Linked DNA regions of Homo sapiens: all the other regions are linked to region 1. Evidence: chromatin contacts called from ENCODE Hi-C or POLR2A ChIA-PET data. All regions are on one chromosome and are shown on one strand. The core of a region is the stretch at or near the end of the contact, and the rest is flanking DNA. Distances in the headings are between cores, read along the strand shown. Region 1 holds the start of PFN1 (profilin 1). Region 2 overlaps MYO1C (myosin IC). Region 3 holds the start of RPL26 (ribosomal protein L26). Region 4 holds the start of PER1 (period circadian regulator 1).

Evidence for each region. A loop is a pair of places that touch in the nucleus more often than their neighbours do. ChIA-PET counts read pairs that join two places held with the same protein, here RNA polymerase II (POLR2A). Pooled maps may share reads with other maps.
Region 2: a pooled map shows a loop between it and region 1 (2.7-fold over the local background). The contact joins the enhancer-like site here to the promoter of PFN1 in region 1. A Hi-C loop is called at or near these places in 1 of 37 single-sample maps with no recorded cell type and 2 of 50 pooled maps. POLR2A ChIA-PET finds 5 or more read pairs at or near these places in 1 of 52 experiments (activated T-cell).
Region 3: a pooled map shows a loop between it and region 1 (12-fold over the local background). The contact joins the promoter of RPL26 here to the promoter of PFN1 in region 1. A Hi-C loop is called at or near these places in 5 of 50 pooled maps. POLR2A ChIA-PET finds 5 or more read pairs at or near these places in 2 of 52 experiments (GM12878 and activated B cell).
Region 4: a pooled map shows a loop between it and region 1 (7-fold over the local background). The contact joins the promoter of PER1 here to the promoter of PFN1 in region 1. A Hi-C loop is called at or near these places in 2 of 37 single-sample maps with no recorded cell type and 9 of 50 pooled maps.

What each region holds. Positions count from the first base shown.
Region 1 is chr17:4,946,738-4,950,083 of GRCh38, forward strand. PFN1 (profilin 1) reads right to left here and starts at 1,793. Exons shown (of 3, transcript NM_005022.4): 1 at 1,526-1,793; 2 at 1-83. The coding sequence starts at 1,657. It also overlaps a transcript of ENO3 not described here. RefSeq lists silencers at 1,063-1,292, 1,323-1,392, 1,663-2,002, 2,133-2,382, 2,843-3,252 and 1 more and an enhancer at 2,583-2,752.
Region 2 is chr17:1,472,245-1,475,590 of GRCh38, forward strand. It overlaps MYO1C (myosin IC), which reads right to left. Exons shown (of 32, transcript NM_001080779.2): 15 at 2,694-2,788; 16 at 2,568-2,614; 17 at 2,366-2,446. Among named protein-coding and RNA genes, the nearest start is that of CRK, 18 kb to the left of the region's middle. RefSeq lists a silencer at 1,688-1,777 and enhancers at 2,588-2,717, 2,868-2,937. Within about 2 kb of position 1,732, at least 2 of the 41 ENCODE cell types and tissues checked have a DNase peak (open chromatin) inside an H3K27ac peak, as active enhancers do.
Region 3 is chr17:8,381,572-8,384,917 of GRCh38, forward strand. It overlaps RPL26 (ribosomal protein L26), which reads right to left and starts at 1,622. Exons shown (of 4, transcript NM_000987.5): 1 at 1,586-1,622; 2 at 572-744. The coding sequence starts at 739. RefSeq lists enhancers at 1,080-1,797, 1,377-1,546, 1,798-2,515 and a silencer at 1,947-2,216.
Region 4 is chr17:8,150,571-8,153,916 of GRCh38, forward strand. It overlaps PER1 (period circadian regulator 1), which reads right to left and starts at 1,834. Exons shown (of 23, transcript NM_002616.3): 1 at 1,767-1,834; 2 at 1-275. The coding sequence starts at 136. RefSeq lists enhancers at 458-567, 1,781-2,075 and a silencer at 728-827.

The DNA of each region.
Region 1 (3,346 bases), core at 543-3,042:
GAACATTTCTGGCCCCCAAGTGTCAGCCCATTCACGTAAAAACTTGACCGGTCTTTGCCAACCAGGACACCCACCTCAGCTGGCTGGAAGAGGAACCAAGCGCCCATCAAGTTAGTCAGTGCACCAAGATTCCCACCGTGTTCTCCAAAGACCCACCTGTCTTCCACTTCTGAGAACCACCCCGCCGTGGGGGCTAAGTATAAATTATATACTCAGTACACATCAATGAACTGTGAGAAACTCTGAGGACTGTGGGACGTTAGTGCAGAAAAAGATCATGATTCTGAAACTTAGAATATGGAACCAGGGAGGAAGGGATGACATACTCCTCTAGAGATTTAGATGTCAGTGTTAATGGGGAAAGTAAACCCAGGAAATAAAGGGAGTCAGTGAGGTAAGTGAGGAGCCTTTGGATGCTCAGAACTCTCCTTCAGGAAAAGCAGAAGCGGAGAGGGGAAGGGAGGGGGGCGGGCGAGGCAAGAGAAGCAACTTTGCCCTTATTTGGTCAAAGGTTCTGCAGGAGCTGTTAGGGCCCGGACGCCTGGGTCTCCAAGTAACCTAGAGTTTAGCTCCAGGTATCTCTGCTCTGAGATGAGGAAGCAGACCCCTGGGGGCTTTCCGGGAAAGTTGGAAAACTTTTGAAGGTGGACAGGGGCCAGACCCGGCAGGCCAGCTCTCGGGTCTAGGTACCCCGGGAACCTTTCCCCCCTCCCCCTTTCACCCCAAGCCCCCACATCCGGTCCCCTCCCGCCCGGAAACCCCCTTCCCCCCCCTTTTGAACTTCCGCTCCCCCTCCCCACTTCCGGGCAGTGTGGACAGGGAGATGGTGGTGGGAGCAGCGGTAGTAAACCAATATACTTTCGCTTATGCTGTCTCAGAACTTCTCACAAAGTTCCCCTGCTCCAGGCCCCGCCGGATGGCGGGAAGGGAGGGCGAGGGGACTTCCGGGATTGGCCTCGCAGGAATGTTGAATCCAACGTGCTGAGCTGGGGGGGCGTGTGGTGGCCTCGCCCTCTCTAACGGAGTTAGGAGGGGCCAGAAGCCCACAGAGGGTGGGCAAGGGACCAAGACCACGCGCCTGGGGCTCCCTTCCGCACCAGGAGAAACAATGGTAGAGGGACGCGGGCTGGCAGCCGGACGGGGAGCTGGGGGTCCAAGGATCCCCGGGTCCCCTCTCAATCCCAATCCCCAGTAAAAACTGAGGCGCGTCCCCGCCCCGCCCTGGGAGAGGCGGAAGTGGGCCGCCGCACCGGGCGCCGCGCCCCTCCCCGCCCTGTGCCCCGGATGTAACGCCCCGTCGCGGAAAGCGGGGTAGCGGGCGGGATGGGCGCCGCCGCCTGGGGCATAGGACCTACGGGCAACTGAGGGACCCACTCACGTGCAGCCGCCATTCGCGCCGCTTCCAGGGCAAGCACCCAGTCAGGGCCTCTCGCTGCGCGCCCTAGACCGCGCCCGCCCCCACCCAAGTCCCTCCCTCAGGGTCCAAACCGGAGCAGTGCCCCGGACCGCGCAGGCCTCGCAGTACCGTGATGTTGACGAACGTTTTCCCGGGGACGGCGGCCCAGACGGAGGGCGAGTCCTTGTAGCCCACGATGGCCGCGTCCTGACAGGTCCCGTCCGCCATGAGGTTGTCGATGTAGGCGTTCCACCCGGCCATGGCGCTGCTACTGGGGCTGCTCTCGGCGCTGCTGCTGGGGCCGCGGACTGGGCTCGAGCTGCCTCGGCTGGCGGGCGGGGGGAGGCGGAGAGCTCGGGGCACGCGCTGCCGTCCGGACCGCGGCTCCGCTCGCTGTGCAGCAGCCCTCGCACCGCCACTTCCTGCTCCTCCCCCCCCCCGCCCCGCTAGATTTTTATTTGCAAAGGACGGTAGGGGCGGGGCCTACTCCCCATTCCCTCCCTCCCCCACTCGCCAGCCCAGACACCGAACTTTGCAAATGCAATTTTAAAAATCCCTCCCCCTATTGCAAAATTTGCAGAGTTCGATGGAAAGCAATGCAGAAGGATGGGGGGTGGCGGGAGAGAGGTGAAGGGTAGGGTTTGCTCCAATTTGCACTGAATATAAACCAGACTTTGGTATCGGGGCAGGGAGTGAGCCAGAAGAAGGAAGGAAGGAGAAAGCAGGAGGAATTAGCAAGCTGCAAATTTAGCAAATTAAGGAGAGTTCGGGGAGCCCAGGGTTAAACGGGATGACTCCTCCTTCCCCCACCTCCGCCGAAGGGAAGGACCGGCGGGCGGCGGCGCGTGTGCCCGCGCCTGCGCCTGCGCCGGGGCCGGGAGTGCATGGGGCGGTCGGGGCCGGAGCCGGCTGCACGGGAGCGCGCCCGGCCCGACCCGTGTGGACCCTGCGGGAAAGGAAGGCGGGCTGGGGACGTGTCTCCCGCCTGGCGGAAGGGGCGGGGGCGAAGCCGTGCGCGCTGCCGCCTCACCACCCTTGATTTTACTTATTCAAGTAATAAGAAAGCAAAGAAGAGTTTGGCCAAATCCTCTAGTCGCTCTCATAGCTGAAGGCACCCACCGGGGCCACTTCTGTCCCCAGCGTCTTCTCGGGTCGTGCAGGTTGGGTTCACCAGGGCCCATTCTCAGTCTAGAGGATTGTCCCTTCTCTGGATCGGCTCTAGCCCAGGGCCTCACCCCACATCCCAGCCCCGCCCGCCCCAGGCAGGCAATGTCTGGATCACCGGCCGTGCCCCTTGGCCTGTGTCTGCAGAGGTCACAGAGCGCGGACACCCGCGGGGCTTAACAGGCGGGGCTATTTTTCGAGGCGGAAGAATACTCAAGTTGCAAGAGTGGCAACTTTTTCAAGAAGGGGAAAGTCCCACTTCGGGCCCTTTGGGTTTCTTCGCAGTCAGATGTGCGCTCACAGCCACCTGGGGAGGGCGGGACGGGCGGGACGGCCGTGCGGCGGCCGCGGTGAAACCGCCTCCTCCGACCCGCCGCCGAGGGCTGGGCGGCTTCCGGAGCCTGGGCTAGGGGCAAGGGGTCACCGAGCGCGGCCCGGGCGGAAAGGGGGTTGGTTTTCTCTCTCCTCCCGAGCGCGGCGCGCATCCCTGGCGTCCACGCCGAATCCCACAGTCCCCGACGCCCCTCGAGTCCGTGTTCCTCGACAGCCGCGCGGCTGAGTCACTGGCGGGCTCGGGCGGGGCCGCACCCGGGCACGTGGCGGCGCTCCCCGCCCGCCATCTCCTGACCCCTGGCCCACCGCACCCCTACCCCAGGGTGGAAAAATCCCGGGAGGAGCGGCCTGAGATGAGGGGGCGGGGCGAGAGGGGAGACTGGACGGGTGGCGGGGCAGGTGGCCTGGGGTGGGGGCTGGGAGGCCGCGCGGGCCGGCGGGGCGGGGAGCAGG
Region 2 (3,346 bases), core at 482-2,981, 3.5 Mb before region 1:
CATGGGAGGTTGGCCGGAGCTGGGCTAAAGCTGCTGACCCCAGCAGCGAGTACCCCACTCCCCTGGCTGGTGACGCGCGCAGCAGCCTCTGATTCTGCCTGGTCCTTACTCCTCCCACCACAGCTTCCTCGCAGCAGAGGAGGGGGCCAGACTCCACCCCTTACCCCTCTGGCTGGGCGAGAGACCTCAGTCTACGAGCCTCACTCCAGCCTAAAACTCCTGCTCAGGTCTCCCAGCAACCTCAGTGCTACACCTCCCTTTAGTGGCCCTTCTTTTTCTTTCTAGAACTTCAGGGCTGCGTTCCTAAACAGCATGTCCCATGCTACGCATTCAGCTAGTATCTGGGTATGCTGCTCTGCGGGACCTGGAAGGATCTCAGGCCTGGCGGAGGAGCACGCTCCTTGGCAAAGACTCACAATCCCGGTGTTCCGAGAGTAGCAGGTGTATGCCTGTGGGTTCTGAGAGCCCCACAAAGGGACAATTCATCCAGTCTGAGGGTTAGGGGGCACCAGGTGACGTCTTCTGGAAATGACGCTCTGCTGAGCTTTAAAGGATAAGGAGGAGGGGCGGGTGAAGTGGCTACAGGGAAGGACTGAGGGGGAGCTGCTAAGTACTCCGGCAAGATCCAGTGGCTGGACAAGGGAGACAAGGAGAGAAAAGAACGAGGGGGCCGGAGCCGGGCGCGGTGGCTCACGCCTGTCATCCCAGCACTTTGGGAGGCCGAGGCGGGCGGATCACCTGAGGTCAGGAGTTTAAGACTAGCCTGGCCAACATGGTGAAACCCCATCTCTACAAAAATAAAAAAATTAGCCGGGCACGATGGCGGGTACCTGTAATCCCAGCTACTCGTGAGTGTGAAGTGGGAGAATGGCGTGAGCCCAGGAGGCAGAGGTTGCAGTGAGCCGAGATCGCGCCACTGCACTCCAGCCTGGGTGACAGAGCGAGACTCCGTCTCAAAAACAAAAACAAAAACAAAAAAGGGGATGACACCCAGGTTTCTGGCCTGGGGGACTGGGTCAAAGAAGGAGAAAGCCTGGAGGGGCAGACCAAGGGCCCGTTTGTTATAGACCAGTGGGATCTAGGGTGCCCTGGGGCCACCTAGGGGAAGAGGATGAGATACACGAGTCTGTGGCTTGCTGGAGAGGCCTGGGCGGGAGGGTGTGTAGGCATCCTCAGCAGGGAGACGCTAGGGCCGGGAGGATGTGGTGCTTCGGGAGAGGGTGGGGTGGACGGCAGCAGCGGGCAGGGGCACAGTGAGCCACACCCTGGGCAGCATGTCGCCTGCATGCCCTCCCTGCCAGGCAGTCTGGCTTCCACCTCCCTATGGACTCACTGACCTCACTCTTCTGGGGCTCCCCTGACCCTCTTTTTGCCAAGCCCAACAGCCGTACCTCCGCCTTCAGCTCGCTGGAGCCCTCCCTGCATCTGGCACCCTGGCCATGCCTGCCTTTCCCCCGGTCCTTCTCCTTGATGCCATCGCTTTCCTGCTCACCTCATGGCCTTTTTAGACTCTCTGTGTCTGGACTGGGCCCTCACTATAGGTTCATCTGACATTCCCAAGTCATCTCCAATGCTTCCTCCTCCAGGGAGCCTCCCCAACCCCTCACCCCTTCCGCCCCGTCAGGCCGTTTGCTGTTCCCTCTTCTAAGTTTGCAAAGCACCCTGTGCACATGTTGCTGCAGGCACACCCACTCATTGTGGTACCTCAGTGCCTGGCAGTGTCTGCTATAAATGTCTGCTGAGTGGGTAGACACATGACAGCAACCGCACAGAGGCAGCTGTCAACATATGGGCACCCACAGAGACAGACGTACACAAGGATTCCCCTACAGACACAGCCCACACTGAAGACACACGACTCCACTATAGACACAGCACACACACACAAGTAGGCAAACAGGGACAGGCGTGGTGGCTCACACCGGTAATCCTAACACTTTGGGAGGCCGAGGCAGGTGGATCACCCGAGGTCAGGAGTTTGAGACCAGCCAGGCCAACATGGTGAAACCCCATCTCTACTTAAAATACAAAAAATTAGCCGGGCATGGTGGCAGGCGCCTGTAATCCCAGCTACTCAGGAGACTGAGGCAGGAGAATCGCTTGAACCAGGGAGGTGGAGGTTGCAGTGAGCCCAGATTGCGCCACTGCACTCCAGCCTGGGCAACAGAGCGAGACCCTGTCTCAAAAAAAAAAAAAAAAAAAAAAAGTAGGCAAAGAGGCACCTAAGGCAGCCCCCTACAGACACCTGCAGATGTGCACGGGCTCACACGCGTTCACACGCACGCTGCCAGCTCCCAGGCTCACACAGGCCCTCATGCACACTCAGGCGCATGCACCCCTGCGCCCGGTCCCGCCACCTCCTCACCGTCTCTGGCCGCTTCTTGTCACTGAGCTCGCTCCGGTCAAAGCACTGGCTCATAATGGGATTCTTTGAGCTACACATGGTCTGTGTGGGCAGAGCCGGGGTCAGGGTGGGGCACAGGGACAGGCAGGACAGGCTCCTGGACACAGGTGCAGAGCTGTGGGCTATCCCCACCCCCACCCCGGCCTCCCCACGTCCTCCTCACCTCCTTAAGGTTCCGGAAGAGAAGGTCATTGTTTTTGTCCAGAAACCCTGGGAGGGGAGAACCGACGTGAGGTGAGACAGAGCCTCCCCGCAGGCCCCTGTGGGGACACAGCCCCAGGATCCTCACCGGTCACGCTGTAGGTCACCTCCCCCGCATAGTGCAGAAGGCGGAATTCCCCTCGGCCCAGAGATTTCCTGGTCCGCTGGTCAGCCAGCTTGTGCCTGGGGGTGACAGGGAGGAAGCTGCAGATGGCTGCCGGCCTGAGCCAAGCCCTCTGCCTGCTGAAAGGGCCTCAGGAGCAGGAACCAGCTGCCCAGGTGCACCCCAGGCCGGGCACAGTGGCTCACGGCTGTAATCCCAGCAGTTGGGGAGGCCGAGGTGGGTAGATCACAAAGTCAGTACTTCGAGACCAGCTTGGTCAATATGGTGAAACCCCATCTCTACCAAAAATACAAAAATTAGCCAGGCGTGGTGGTGGGCGCCTGTAGTCCCAGCTACTCAGGAGGCTGACAAAGGAGAATCGCTTGAACCTGGGAGGCAGAGGTTGCAGTGAGCCGAGATGGTGCCACTACACTCCAAAAAAAAAAGAGCAGGTGCACCCCCAGGGCTGGGTCACTGAGGCAGGCCAGGCAGGGCCAGTGGCCTCCCTGATCAGAGCGGACCATGGAGGCTCAGAGAGGTAGATGGCCTTGGCCAGGGCCACACAGTGCCAGGACCGGGACCTGGGCCTCCTGACGGCCAGGGTACGCTGCAGGGAGGGAAACTCTCGTTGCTTCGGC
Region 3 (3,346 bases), core at 372-2,871, 3.4 Mb after region 1:
AGCATCACTTGAGCCCACAAGAGCCATGACCACGCAACTGCACTCCAGTCTGGGTAAGAGTGAGACCCCATCTCAGCCGGGCGCGGTGGCTCACGCCTGTAATCCCAGCACTTTGGGAGGCTGAGGCGGGCTGATCACCTGACGCCATGAGTTCGAGACCACCCTGCCCAACATGGTGAAACCCCGCCTCTACTAAAAACACAAAAATTAGCCGAGCCGTGGTGGCGGGCGCTTGTAATCCCAGCTACTCGGGAGGCTGAGGCAGGAGAATCGCCTGAACCCGGGAGGCGAAGGTTGCAGTGAGCTGAGATGGCACCACTGCACTCCAGCCTGGGGGGGACAAGAGCGAGACTTCATCTCAAAAAAAAAAAAAAAAAAGATTTTCACCAAATAATACAATTAAAAACTGAAAAGCAGCTTACTTACTGTTTTTTGGTCCCTGGCTCAACTCATCTTGCCACTCTTTGGGAGCAAGAGTCTCAGAAGCATCTTTCTCAGGAATGCAATCTCTCTTCTAAGCTAAGTGCGTAAAATATCCATCAAGACAACGAGAACAAGTAGGGATACACACCTGAACTTCATCATCCTTTCGGATGGGCATGGATCGCACGTTGTACTTCTGTCTCAGCTCTTTGGAAAGAGGGGAAGACATAATCTTCCTTCGAATGTGGGAAGGTGCATTGAAATGCCTTTTGCGATTCTTGCTTCGGTCGGAAGTCACAAAGGGATTAAACTTCATTTTGGCTAAATAAAAAGTTAAAAAGACTCTTAAATGACCAAAATCTCATCCAGCTTCCAAACAAATAACCGCAATGATTTTATCTTGATAGTCTAGAATGATCATAGGCAGTGTCATGTTGTGCAACTTCAACAAAAACTGTTTGATCGGAAGGGCCTATCAACCGAAGCTCGAAACTTTTTATTTTTTGTTTTATTCGGGTGTTTTCTGTATATGTTTACGGACTAAAGACTTTTGCATCAAAAACACTTGTCCTAGTTATAAGACCTTTTAGTTACACTCTCCCAACTCCTCAAGTAGTGCCTGAGGAAATCAAGACTGGACTTACATCTCTGCTGAGCAGACCGACAACGCAATTCTCTTAACTATAACCTCACGTTTTAGAAGGTACAATCAACGTTCATCTTCTACAGGCTTAAGAGTGAATACGTATAGCCCCGCCAAAATGAATAAGGCCCACCAACCCGAACCTGGAAAAGCCTGCACACGTCTCGGGTCCTAAAAGCCTCCCAGTGGGCAAGTGTGGTCTGGAAATTCCGTGAAGACTTTACCGAGAAGTTACTTCGAGACCATTCTCTAGGAAACGACACTACCCAGACTCCAGTCTATTTCCACAGGCTCCCTTCCCTCAGCTCGTTTTCGAGTTCCCAAATCCCCGGTCCCTCCATCCATCTCCGGCCCGGCGGCCCTTGATTTAAGAAAGCAACAGATAAAAAACCATCCCAGTCTCTCCTTCCTGGCTGCTACTCGGCCGACAAGAGACTCTCGGGGTCCCCGCGGTCGGAAGCCACCATGCCCAAGAACGGATGGCTGCTGATTACACCCGCTTGCCCGCCGAATCCTTACCCGCTCCCGCTTCGGTGATGGCCGCAAAAGGGAAGAGAACTACACGCTGCTTCCGGTTCTGTAAGTTTACCAAAGATCTCGCGAGACCTATGTCTCTCGGAGCGAGAGGGGCGCGGAGTTTGAGCGAGGGGAGTAAACTGGGAAATAAATTTATGGCTAGTGTCACCTAGTGGCTAGGAGGGGAACTGCGAGGGATTGCAAAACTCCCCTCCTCCAGGTCCTAGTGTCTCCCTTCCGAGACCCGGGTGCTGCCGCTGAATCCTCTGGGAAGGGTAGTCCCGGGGCTATTGGCTAAGGCTGCTCAGGGTCCAACTGCCCCTGGGGGTGATGAAGGAACGAGCGGCCCCAGGAGACCGCCCAGGAGACCCGCTGGTACCTTCACTCCCAGGTGCCGGGGCGGGGGCCGGCACCCCTTAGCCGGGGAAGCGCAGGCCCTGCTTCTGGCCGCCAGGAGGCGCGGGGACGCCGGCCGGCCGGTCGCCTGGGTCCCTGCACTCACCGTCCCCTCCCGCCCGTGGCGTGGGCGCGGCCAGCGTGCCGGTACTTTAACGAGCTCCACCGCGACGCCGGCCACCGCCCCTGCACCTGGGCGTCTGCTGACCGCACAGCAGGGCCCGCCAGAGATTCAGTTCTGGGTGGTGAGGGGCCTTGCGAGGACCAGGGCCACCGATCGCCGCCTGCCCCCGCGGAAATAGGTCCAAGGCCGCGTTTCCAAGGCGCCCCCAGTGCTGTGGGAGGTGCTGGTCCAGACCACGCTTCGAAGGAGCCAGGCGAGAGGAAGCCTCTCGGTGCGGGGAGCTGCGCGGGTTTCTAAATGCTCGGCCTGTTTGCGTCCAGTTCAGGACCAGACGGAAGCCGTGCGCTCCCTGCAAATGGTTTCTTTTCTTCTTCTTCGTGTGTGTGTGTGTGTGTGTGTGTGTGTGTGTGTGTGTGTGTGTGTGTGTGTGTGTGTGTGTGTGTCTTTTTCTTCTTTTTGAGACAGTTTCGCTCTTGTTGCTCAGGCTGGAGCGCACTGGCACGATCTCCACTCACTGCAACCTCCGCCTCCCGGGTTCTCCTGCCTCAGCCTCCTGAGTAGCTGGGATTACAGGCGCCCGCCACCACGCCCGGCTAATTTTTGTAGTTTTAGTAGAGACGAGGGTTCACCATGTTGGCCAGGCTGGTCTCGAACTCCCGACCTCAGGCAATCCGCCCGCCTCAGCCTCCCAAAGTGCTGGGATTACAGGCGTGAGCCACCGCGCCCGGCCCCTGCAAATGGTTTCTGAGGCAGCGGCAGTGCAGCAGGCACCGGCGCTGAACGGCTTCTGCTGAATGAATGACACGGGTGTCACAGTGACAGAGGACAGGCGTTTCACAAGAATACCGAAGACGTAGTGAGCCTTCTGAGTGTGGGGACGCTCTTCTCTACACTTTACATCATGAATTCTTTTAATCCACAAAATGGCTCTGTTGTTGCTGGTATTATTGTCCCCATTTTACAGATTGGGCAACTCAGCCACAGAGAAATGAGAGGAACTTGGTGCAAGGTTATACAGGACCCATAAGTCACAGCAGAACCCGTGCAGGCTGGCTCCCCGGCCTCTTCTGGGAACTGTATATGGCCCCAATTTGTGGGAACCTCATAGTCAGGACTGCCCAGAGGATGGTCAGCAACGAACATGCGTTTTCATGATTTAAAAATAGTTGTGTTCTTAAATATGCTGTGAAGGAAGTAGCCCTAGATTTTATTCATCACTGAAAAATTCAGCAAGAATTCCTCTG
Region 4 (3,346 bases), core at 584-3,083, 3.2 Mb after region 1:
CGGTGTCATCGGCCAGGCTGGGGCCTGGGCAAGGCCGGTGCTGTGGGGGCCCAGGGGATGGGACGCCCCCAGGACAAAATGATTCCCCAGGCCTGGGGTCCCCTCCCCCATCAGCCCCTTCTAGGGGGCCACTCATGTCTGGGCCATGGGGAGAACAGAACAGAGAAGGCAGAGAGGCCACCACGGATGCACGAGGGGGCCTGGAGGCTTGGCTGAGGGAGTGAGGTGGAAGATCTAAGTCTCTGAGGGTTGAGAAGTTCGATCACAGCCAGTACCTGGAGAGGGAGACCAGGAAGCAGGGCTTGCAGAAAGCTGGTTTAACTCCAGAGCACCTGCTGGCTTCACTCAGACCTTCCCCCTGCCTGGCCTCCTGCAGGACTGATGGGAGTGGAACCCAGGCCTGGGGCTTCCAATGGGGAGTCAGGATGTCTCCTGTACCCTTAGGGGGACTGCCAGCGGGAGAAGGTTCTCCGGGGCCTTCCTTCACATCCCCTGCCACCATGGCCTGAGCAGTCAATGAGAACCACGGCTGTAGACAAAAACCTGGACACTTCCCATTCCCAAGTTCCCATTAGGTGTCCACTCTGCCTGGGCCTCCAAGGCCTCGGAGCAGGAGGTGAGCTGGTCGCCTCCTATATTTAGGCCTCCAGGCTAATTTTATCCGGGGGCGGTGCCACCCCCGCTGCACATGCGCGCCGACGTGCGCGGCCCCACCACGCGCTTCCGCCGCCGCCACGGTCGCCAGGGAAACCGACGTCAGCTGCTGAGCTCAGCGGTTGCTGGAGGGACCACAGGAGGGCGGGAGGAGCGACCCCTCCCCCATTTCCCGGCGGAAGTGGGGGAACGGCCCACTCTCACACTGGTGGGCGCGGCCGGGGGGGTCACGCATCCCTTACATATCCCCAGTCCCAGGATGGCTCGGTGGCCGTAAGAAGTGGGACGGCCTATTAGGATCCCAGGGTTGGTCCTGGCTTCCCCAGGACGAAGCACAACGGCCACTGCCCTCGGCGCAAAAGCCCCTCAACCTGACTCTCGCCTGGATCCCAGTCATTCTGGTCAAGACAACACAACCTTTCCTTCTTTAGCCCCTGCGCTGCTTCCCCACCACAAGGACCGAAGCCGGCAACCTGCCATCGTCAAGGACCCGAGGATCCTCTCTCTTCAGTCCCCTACTTTTCTGGCCAGACCCCCCCACCAACCCCAAGCCTTGGGCAGAAGACACACAACAGCCAACAGATCTTTCTTCCCCTACTCCCCGTCCAACCACACCCCTACTACTGAGCATTTTCTGAGCGCCAGGGGAAAAGGGAAGGTTGTGGCCAACAGCAGGAACCAGCGCTGGGAACGGGATGTTCTAGTCCGAAGTGGGCTGACATCACAGGCGGCGCAGGGCCAGGGACTGGAGAACAGAGACACGGGGAGCGCTGAAAGCCTAATAGGGTCCTGGTACCGGGGCAAACCTGGGGCCCCTCGAGTAACGAGCAAGAAGACCGGGGCATGCCCGCTGAGAGTCGGCTGTGGGGCCGGGAAAGCTGGGACGGGGAGGTGGGGACAAGCTGGAGGTAAGATGAGTGGGTCAGGAGTGCAGACTCCCGGTGCAAGATTTCGAGGAGGACTTCGGTCCTTGGGGGCAGGGAGAGGGTGGGTAGCGGTAAGGACGACAGTGTGCCCTCTGCCTGGGCCGAAAGTAGCCCATCAGATTGGAAGTGGCAGCGGTCCGGCTCAGGGACGGAGATCGGCCCCAGGATGGCCGCAGAGATGCCTACCTGGTCGCAGGAGTGTCCTCCGCACGCCTGCCCGCCGCCGCTCCAGCCCGCAGCCGAGTGGAAGCTCCACCGGGCGGGCGGGGAGGCGGGTTGCATAATGCCGGGCACTGCCCCCTCATTGGCCTCTTGCCGACGGAGCCGCAGGCCCCGCCCCCGATTGGCTGGGGATCTCTTCCCGGCGCCTGATTGGCTAGTGGTCTCCACTAAGGTCAGGGCTGTGTCACACACACGGGCGCACGTGGACCTGGGTGCTGGTGCTGGGCTGAAGAGCCCCAGACACCGCCCAGCCAATGGGCGCAGGACGCTTGCACATTGAATAATGGAAGGGAGGAGAGAGGGAGATACGCTGCGCCTCTTTAGGGAAAAAGCCCGGCCCGGGGTAGGTGCTCAAGACTTGTCTACTTCCTGAACGCACTAGCCTTGCAGAACACAACATCTTGGCATCTTCGCCTTTCCAAGGGTGAGGAAAAGGAATGGCGCTGCAAGTTAGGCCACGCTGGATGAGATGGGTGGTCCTTGAGAGGAGGGGAGAGACAGAAACCTGCCTGGGCCTCTCCTGGGTTCCTTTCCCAACCTTGTTCCCTCCCAACCTTCGTTCTACATAATGAAGCCCTTTAACCGAAGCACTTCCTCTGACACTTCAAATCCTGGGAGAGGACAGTTAAGGGTCCACGTGTGACCGGTGGGTGAGTGGGTGGAGGAAGGATGCGGACAATGGAAGGGGCAACCAGAGCCAATAGTGGCTGTGAAGGGAAACAATGGCAGGTGCTTCTATGGCCACTCAGAGACAAGGTCTCCGGGCAGCCTACGTGGTGTCTAGTACTTTCCTCCAGAGGACGCAGCCACCCACAGTTAAAGCTGCCCCAAAAGTGGGGGCCAGGAAGCCAGGACTACAGAGGGACCAAGGGGATGGCCCAGAGAAGAGGCCAGCTGGGGCCCTAGACAGAGAAATGTGGGGTGGCAAGGGCTTCATATTTCCACTGCTTGGAAAAGAGAAAGCCAAACTCCAGGGGCCCAGACGGAACGTCATCTGTCTCATTCACTGTAGTCTCCAGAGCCCAGGACAGGACCTGACACATGGCAAGTGATCGATAAACATGATTTTTTTTTTTTTAAACAAGGATAGGTTGGGGAGGTGGGAAAAGAGTGTCAACAGGAGAAAGGGGGCTGGGAATTCTGATTCTCTAAAAGAGATGAGTAGTCCTAGAAAGAGAACAGGGGCACGATTTGCAGGCAATAAAATGTTAGTCTGGGCTCAGGAGAGCTGCAGTTACACAGCCCCCTCCATCCAGGACCGTGATGAGTAGTTCCTCGCAGGGCTCCCTGGAAACGTGGGTAGTAGATGAACAGGCCTCCAAGCAGCTGCTGACATAATCATTGTGGGGGCACTCCCCTCACTGTCACGTGGCCTAAGCTTTCCTGAACAATGAGGGAAGGGTGAAGGGGAGGGCTCTGTGGAAAAGCTGAGACAAGATCGTGTTATAAATTAACCCAGAAAAATCGAAACAGGAAAACAAAAGATTCAGGAGCCTGGAGGCCGGGCGCGGTGGCCTGTAATCCCAGCACTTTGGGAGGCCCAG